Regions from separate parts of the Homo sapiens genome. Here region 2 is linked to region 1. A link is an interaction called in ENCODE POLR2A ChIA-PET data of the cell type or tissue named here. Cell type or tissue: MCF 10A. All regions are shown on one strand. Region 1 overlaps SLC12A4 (solute carrier family 12 member 4). Region 2 overlaps NFATC3 (nuclear factor of activated T cells 3).

What was found. Peaks named below come from ENCODE experiments on the same cell type or tissue, not always from the same donor. Only the 100,000 strongest peaks of a DNase experiment are listed, where the experiment ranks them.
Region 2: POLR2A ChIA-PET joins it to region 1 with 5 read pairs; 3 of 35 experiments call an interaction of 5 or more read pairs at or near these places.

What each region holds. Positions count from the first base shown.
Region 1 is chr16:67,959,480-67,963,479 of GRCh38, forward strand. It overlaps SLC12A4 (solute carrier family 12 member 4), which reads right to left. Exons shown (of 24, transcript NM_005072.5): 2 at 3,986-4,000; 3 at 2,096-2,227. Among named protein-coding and RNA genes, the nearest start is that of SLC12A4, 7.2 kb to the right of the region's middle. RefSeq lists an enhancer at 1-795. In MCF 10A, no CTCF peak of the experiment used is centred here; DNase peaks (open chromatin) are centred at 242 and 2,292.
Region 2 is chr16:68,134,950-68,138,949 of GRCh38, forward strand. The region is part of intron 3 of NFATC3 (nuclear factor of activated T cells 3); the gene reads left to right. Among named protein-coding and RNA genes, the nearest start is that of NFATC3, 52 kb to the left of the region's middle. In MCF 10A, no CTCF peak of the experiment used is centred here; no DNase peak of the experiment used is centred here.

The DNA of each region.
Region 1 (4,000 bases):
TGCCCCTCCTGAAGGGTCCTGGCCTGGGGCAAGACCTGTGAGCGACCTAAAGGACTTCAGAAGAGCCTCAGCAAAAACAAATGGCTCCTCAACCTGTCCTGCGTGGAGCAGTGCAGGGGACGGATCCCCCTCATCTGGGCTTTGTCTGAGCCCTTCTCAGAGGATGCCACCCACAGAATAGCGACAGCAAGAGCTCCCAGTCCCACCCCCATCCCAGGCTGAGTCACTCTAAGAAAAGGACAGTGTGGGAAAGGGCAGGGTGGGCCGGAAATGCTTTCTGCATCCCCAAATAACCTCTGGCAGCCTCAGAAGGTCATCAAGCCGGTGCTGGAGCTGGAGCAGCTGCTGGGGAGAGGCTGCTTTGGGTCTTGGCATGGTCTGGTCGGAGGCCCACCCTTCCTGCTTCAAGCCTTCCTTTTCCGAGGCCCCTGCTCGGGCCTGCCCTGGGTGAGGACCACAGCTCAGCAGCCCCAGATCCCTAACTTCCTACTGACTCCTTAAAGACTTGACCCAGCTCCTCCTTCTTCCATGAAAAAACTACTGCAGCTAAGACACCCAGTCACCCTCTCCCATCCTTACCCTGTGGCCAGGTAAGCTGGATAGCTAAGCTAAGCATCCTCACGGGTTCCCCATTGGGCCAAGGGATGATGGGCTCTCTCTGGCCCAGGCATCCCTCCCACATTCCTGCTGAGATGTGCACTAGCCGTTCTCAGGGGCCTCTTCACTCCCCGCCACCAGCTCCCTGGCTTGGCCTGAAGGGACAAGGATGAGGCTCTGACCTAAGGATCCTGTCACCCACTGTGGGCAGAGCACTCTCAGAGGTTGAGACACCCCTGCAGTGCTGGACAGACATGGCCAGACGCAGTTAGGGTTCTCTGCTATCTAGTCACACCTGGCTGCACAGGGTCAGGGTCAGGTCTGTGCGACCTCAAGGTATCAGCTGCCCTCTCTGAAGTGTGGGCTGGTTTGCCTCCCTGAAGGGCAAGGTGAGAGACGCGCTTCAGTGGGGTCTACCTTCTCTGCTGGCCCCACCCCAGAAAGGCCCAAATCTCACGACCAGGTGTGAGGCTGCAGGCCTGGCTTATCCCAGCCAGGAGCGCCTTCTGCTTGTGCCGACCTCTGAGAATACTACAGCCAGTGCCAGACGTCAGCTCCTCTTAAAACACCACTGCTTCCCAAACCTCAGGGAGTCAGTGTGTGGAGAGGGAGGGTCCCTAGCCTCCAAATGAAAAATGTAGAAAAATCCCCAGCCCTCAGCTACACTGAGCCGCAATGACACAGAGGAGCTAGGCAAAGAGGTAACAGTCACCCCAAAGAGAAGAGGGCTGAAGGGCCAGAGAACTGGATTAGTGACCAAAAAGTGGGACAGGAAAGCCCCACAAGGCAGCATCAGGCTCCGATCACATACACATGTCCCCTGACACTGGCACTCAAGGAACCCAGGGGGTTGTTGGAGGCTTCTGCCAATAGAGCCTTGGGCCAACACTGCGAGCAGCAGGAGGGTTTGTGACTTGCTCTGGATTGCATGACCTCCGAGAGACAACCTGGTTCCTGGCTCCAAGGGCAACACTCTTAGCCAGCCTCACACAATGTCACTGATCTGGCATTTTGCATAGTTACATATCCCACAAATCTGTCTCCCATAAAATCTACGAATCCATCTCCCAGCATTACACATTGATCTTGTCTAGCTCAGTCACCTTAGACAAGTTCCTTAATGTCCCTGACACTATTTCCTTGTCTGAAAAATGGGGATGATAGTAAGCACCTGCCTCTTGGTTTTGTTGTACAGATGACATATGAGAACCCAGGCCTGGTGTGGTACCTCGCACACAGTAAAGGCTGAGTACAGGCAGCTGTGTCTCCTGCTGTCATTCCTGAGGGGCTCCCTGGCCCTCTGCCCCCCGGGGGGATTCTCATTAGGTCACTTCTTAAAGCCTCCTGAGACAAGGCATTCAGTGCCCATCCTCCCTGCTCACTATGCTTGGCACCCACTTCCCCCAGTGTGCTCACCACCATGTGGGGAAACAGTCAATTCCATGGTGCTGTGTCTGTCTTCCCAGGTGTGGCCCCTCTGCCGCCCCAACCAGCTCACCTCGGCTGCCCTCCGGCGGGTGCCCTCCCCACTCTCGGCCTCCTCATGCTCTTTGGCGCCCTGGGTGAGGTTGGTGTAGCTGACGAGCTTTCCCAGAAGAGACGATACCTTTGGGCGGATGTCCAGCTCTTCCTGCAAACAGAGCCACAGGGCAAGATGGCATTGGGCCAGGTGGGTGCCAGCTGTGTGGAGCCAGCTGCCTGGTCCCTGGCCCTGTTCCAAGCCCTGAGACAGGCCTGGGCCTGATCCCAGTTCCTACCTGGGGAAGTCCAAGCCATCCAACTGGACAGGTGTGCACACCACACCCCAGCACGTGGCACTCAAAGGCCCAGCCCCGCGGCTGCTTCTCTCTACCCCGCCTTGGCTACAATCACTGCCAGCCCATTTGTGAAAACCACCTGCCTCAGGGGAGAGAGGGCAGGGAAGAACACGGCTGGCAGGGGGGCAATGGCATACTTCATCCTGCCTGCTCTGCCCAGCCACCTCCTGGCTATGGCTGCACCTCTAGGACTCACGCCTACCCTCCCCACAAAAAAGCCACTCTAGTCACCTCAGGGAACCAAAGAGGGCAAAAGAGTGATGTCTGGGACAAGTGAAGTCTCCCTTGTCTGCCCAAACCCTGATCTCCCTGGATGGTCTTCCCCTGACCCCAGTCCTGCAAGTACCCACATCAATCGCGGAGATGGGATCCTGATCCTCCAGCCCATCCTCAGGCGGGGCTGGGCCAAGGCCTTCACCGCAGAACCTTGCTGCTTTCCCAGGTCAGGAGGCCTCCCAGAGCTCAGGTCCCCCAGCCCCACCGGGGTCTAGGCGATGATCCCTGCTCCTGCAGCCTTCTCGAGGCTGTGCTTCTACCTGCCTCCTGCCCACATTTAGCTTTTCCCTCTCTGTCAGCTCCTTTCTGACCTACACACAGGGAGAAGTTGCTTTGGTGTGAGAAAGGAAGACGAGGGCCCTTGGGGGCATGTGGAGATTAAGGAGCCTCGGCCAGATGTGGTGGCTCACAGCAGTAATTCCAGCACTTTGAGAGGCTGAGCAGGAGGATCACTAGAAGTCAGGAGTTCAAGACCAGCCTGGCCAACACGGTGAAACCCCGTCTCTAAAAACACAAAAATTAGCCAGGCATGTGGTGGGCACCTGTAATCCCAGCTACTCGGGAGGCTGAGGCAGGAGAATCGCTGAGCTTGGAAGGCAGAGGTTGCAATGAGCTGAGATCGCGTCACTGCACTCCAGCCTGGGGCGACAGAGTGAGACTCCATCTCAAAATGAAGAAAGAGAAAAAAAAGGCAGATTAAGGAGTCTCCATTACTCAGCCATGCAGTGGCTGAATGCATGGGTCAGAGTTTAGGAGCTTAAACTACGTCTTAAATCCAGATCTCACTGCTCAGCTTGAGTCTGAAGAAGATAAAACTCAAGTACAGAGGCAGATATTTGGGAATCTTTCCAGAGACGTATCCCCTAAAGCTGCAAATGGACCAGGACTCAGGGAACTAGAGAGGGACAGAGCTGGAAGGGTCAACCAAGAAAGACAAGGAAGAATCCATGGGAGAGCGAAGAACCATGGACTTGGAGAAGAACCAGGAGTGGAAGGAAGAGGAGAAATCCTGAGTTGGGAAATCCTAAGCGGGCGTTTCCTTGCTGAGGGGTTGTAAGGAAGTCAGAGGTGAACCACCCTGGAGGTAGCAATGGGGGTGGGATTGTGAGTGGCCTCTGGAAAGGCAGTTTCAGTTGAAAGGGCCAAGGGAACTGCAGCCCGGCTGCCATGAGAACCAGGAACACAAGAGGAGATGAGAGGAAGAGCAAGACAGAGGAGGCCCACGTGTCCAGCCTGCCTGCTTAGCTAAAGCCTCTGTGTGCCAAACCTGTGGCCCAAAATGGCTCCTCAGCTACCTCAAACAGTGCCAG
Region 2 (4,000 bases), 180 kb after region 1:
TTCTTTTATTATTAAATTGGACTGATACAGTCTCTTTTTTTTTTATCGTTTATGGTTAGGAAGTGTAGAATTATGTAACACTGTTAAGAATCTCCCTCCAGGTTCTCATTTTTTGGGGTTTTACACATCCACGATATCTTTGTGTTGGTGGCGGGGGACTTCATAGTGCCTTCAGAGTGCACAAGTGAGAAATAGATGCAATTTAATCTCAAATGAAACTGAACTGTGGCCGGGCGCGGTGGCTCACGCATGTAATCCCAGCAATATGGGAGGCCGAGATGGACGGATCATAAGGTCAGGAGATTGAGACCATCTTGGCTAACACGGTGAAACCCCGTTTCTACTAAAAATACAAAAAATTAGCCGAGCGTGTTGGTGGGCACCTGTAGTCCCAGCTACTCGGGAGGCTGAGGCAGGAGAATGGTGTGAACCCGGGAGGCAGAGCTTGCAGTGAGCTGAGATTGCGCCGCTGCACTCCAACCTGGGGGACACAGCGAGACTCCGTCTCAAAAAAAAAAAAAAAAAAAAAAAAAAGAAACTGAATTGTGTACTTGTTGCTGAGAAACTAATCTTTAATAAATTTAAAATAGTCTTTAATGAATATTTAATCAGATTATTTTACTTTTTAGTTCTTATCTAAATATGGAAGAACTGTCTGTTTAATTAAAGCCGATACCTTTTATTGAAATTACCTGGTGAAAATGCTCATTTTCAGTTACTAGAATTGGAAGAGACTTTTGTAGGTCTTAATTTTCTGAATTTTTTTAGATGATTTAATATAGATTATCTGTATATTTTAAAATAATGTTTGGGTTTTAGAAAAATAGTTTAGGCTGGGTGCGGTGGCTCACGCCTGTAATCCCAGCACTTTGGGAGGCCGAGGCAGGTGGATCACCCAAGGTCAGGAGTTCGAGACCAGCCTGGGCAACACCGTGAAACCCCCACTCTACTAAAAATACAAAAATTAGCTGGGCATGGTGGTGCATGCCTGTAATCCCAGCTACTCAGGAGGCTAAGGCGAGAGTATCACTTGAACTCGGGAGGCAGAGGTTGCAGTGAGCCGAGATCGCGTCATTGCACTCCAGCCTGGGCAACAAGAGTGAAACATTCCATCTCAAAAAAAAAGAAGAAAGAAAGAAAAATAGTTTGAAAGAATTTGCTTTACTGTGAACATTTGTCTAAAAAGTGCTTGAAGACAAAATGCTACTTAAATTACTAATTTCAGTGGCATTTTGTAGGTTCGTGCTGCTATTAATTGTAATAATTTACTTTTTGTAGTGTTTTGTAGTTTACAAAATGTTTTCCCAGAGTTTACTTTTTTTTTCTTTTTTCTTTTATGAGACTGTCTCACTCTGTTGCCGATGCTGGAGTGCAGTAGTGCAATGTCAGCTCGCTGCAACCTACACTTTCTGGGCTCAAGCGATCCTCTCCACCTCAACTTCTCCCGTGGCTGGGACTACAGGGGCAAACCACCACACCTGGCTACTTTTTGTATTTTTTGTAGAGATAAGGTTTTGCCATGTTGGGCAGGCTGGTTTCGAACCCCTAGGCTCAAGTGATCCACCTGCCTTGGCTTCTCAAAGTGCTAGGATTATAGGTGTGAGCCACCACGCCTGGCCTCAGAGTTTACATTTAATCTTTACAAAAGTTCTTTAAAAAGGGCAAAGCAAGTACAGTCATATGTCACTTAACACCAGGGATATGTTCCGAGAAATGCATCACTGGGCGATTTCCTTGTTGTATGAACACCATAGAGTATAGTTATACAAACCTAGATGGTATACCCTAATATGTGGTATAACCAGTCACAGTGGCACCATGCTTGCAGTCCCAGCTACTTAGGAGGGTGAGGCAGGAGGATTGCTTGAGTCCAGGATTTAGAATTAGCCTGGGCAACATGTTGAGAGCTTGTCTCTTAAAAAACAACAACAACAAAGATTTACTTAAGAAAATATGGTATAAAATATTAAAAATAGTATACCTGAATAGAGCCCTTACCATTAATGGAGCTTGTAGGACTGGAAGTTGCTCTGGGTGAATCAGTGAGTGAATAGTGAATGAATATGAAGGCCTAGGACATTACTGTACACTGCTGTAGACTTTCTAAGCACAGTACTCTTAGGCTGTACTATGTTTATAAAAAATTTTTTTCTTTAATAATTAACTTTTTCGCTTTATAAGTTGTGAATTTTAAAAAAATCTTTTGTCTTTTGTAGTAACAGTTTAAAACACAGACACGTTGTGCAGCTGTACAAAGATATTTTATTTCTTTATATCCTTATTCCATAAACATTTTTCTATGTTCAAATTTTTTATTTTTTATTTTTATTTACTTTTAAAACTTTTTTGTTTAAAATGCTGACACAAACACACACATTAGCCCAGGCCTTCACAGAGTCAGGAACATCAAGATGTCACTAGGCAATAGGACTTTTTCAGCTCTGTTGTTACCTGTGGGACCACCATTATATACGGTCTGTCATTTACCGAACCACTGTTATGTAGCTCATGACTGTACATTTTACAGGTGATCTGAGGTTATGTATGTTGTAATTGGCAGAGAGGTCTTAAGCCCAGGTCTTTTGACTGTCGTTTCTCTTTCTGTTTTACCATATTACTTCTTACACTGTAATTATCTCATAATTTCTTAGTATATTTCATTTTCCTTCTTTTTTTTTTTTTTTGAAACAGTCTTGCTCAGTCACCCAGGCCGGAGTGCAGTGGCTCGATCTCCGCTCACTGCAAGCTCCGCCTCCTGGGTTCACGCCATTCTCCTGCCTCAGCCTCCCGAGTAGCTGGGACTACAGGTGCCCGCCACCACGCCCAGCTAATTTTTTTGTATTTTTTTAGTAGAGATGGGGTTTCACCGTGTTAGCCAGGATGGTCACGATCTTCTGACCTCGTGATCCGCCCTCCTCGGTCGGCCTCCCAAAGTGCTGGGATTACAGGCGTGAGCCACCGTGCCCGGCCGTATGTTTCATTTTCTAAAACACTTTCACGTTATCTCATTTAATTCTCCAAATAAACTCTTTTAGAAAGCCTAGTCTTTGACTTAAAGTCAGATACTCTTTCTCTTACTTTAAAAAAAAATTTTTTTTTCTTTGAGACAGAGTCTCGTGCTGTTGCCCGGGCTAGAGTGCAGTGGCCCACATCTCAGTTCACTGCAACCCCTGCCTGCTGGGATCTAGTGATTCTCCTGCCTCAACCTCCCAAGTAGCTAGGATTACAGGCACCCACCAACACACCCACCCAGTTAATTTTTGTATTTTTAGTAGAGATGGGGTTTCGTCATGTTGGCCAGGCTAGTCTCGAACTCCTGACCTCAAGTAATGCACCACCTCAGCCTCCCAAAGTGCTGGGATTACAGGTGTAAGCCACCGTGCCTGGCCCCTGATAAAAATCTTAATGCTTGTTTACTATTATTATAGTTCAAGCTCTCCTTCCTTGGATTAATCATGGTAGCCTAACTACTGTAACTAATAATCCCCAATTCTCAGTGGTTTAAGACCAAAAAAATTTTTTAAAAGTTTATTTTGCATTTTCTTTCAAATTGTTGCTCAGGAATCCAAGATACGTTCATCTTTTGATGTCGTCTTTGATGCACAGCTTCTACTGTCCATGGGAAAGAAGAAGGTGTATGGAAAGCACTCAAGATACTTAACTACATTAACCTGGAAATTACTATCAATCATCACCACTTACAATTTTTTGGCTACAAGTAGTCACATGGCCCTACTTACATGCAGAAGTACTGGGAAAAGTAGTCCCTGGCTGGGCAGCCTTTCCTCATCAAAACTCTGTATTCTGTAGTATAATATAGAACTCTATACTTAAATCTTTGGTGGTTAGTGTGCCTTCTATGCCACATGCTCCACACAGGAATAAATCATGGCTAAGTCACTAATACGGGCTCTAGAGCCAGACTGTTTTGGTTGAATCCTGGATTTTACTGTATCCTTGACCAAGTAACTTAACCTTTCTTTCTAGACCTTTTATTTAA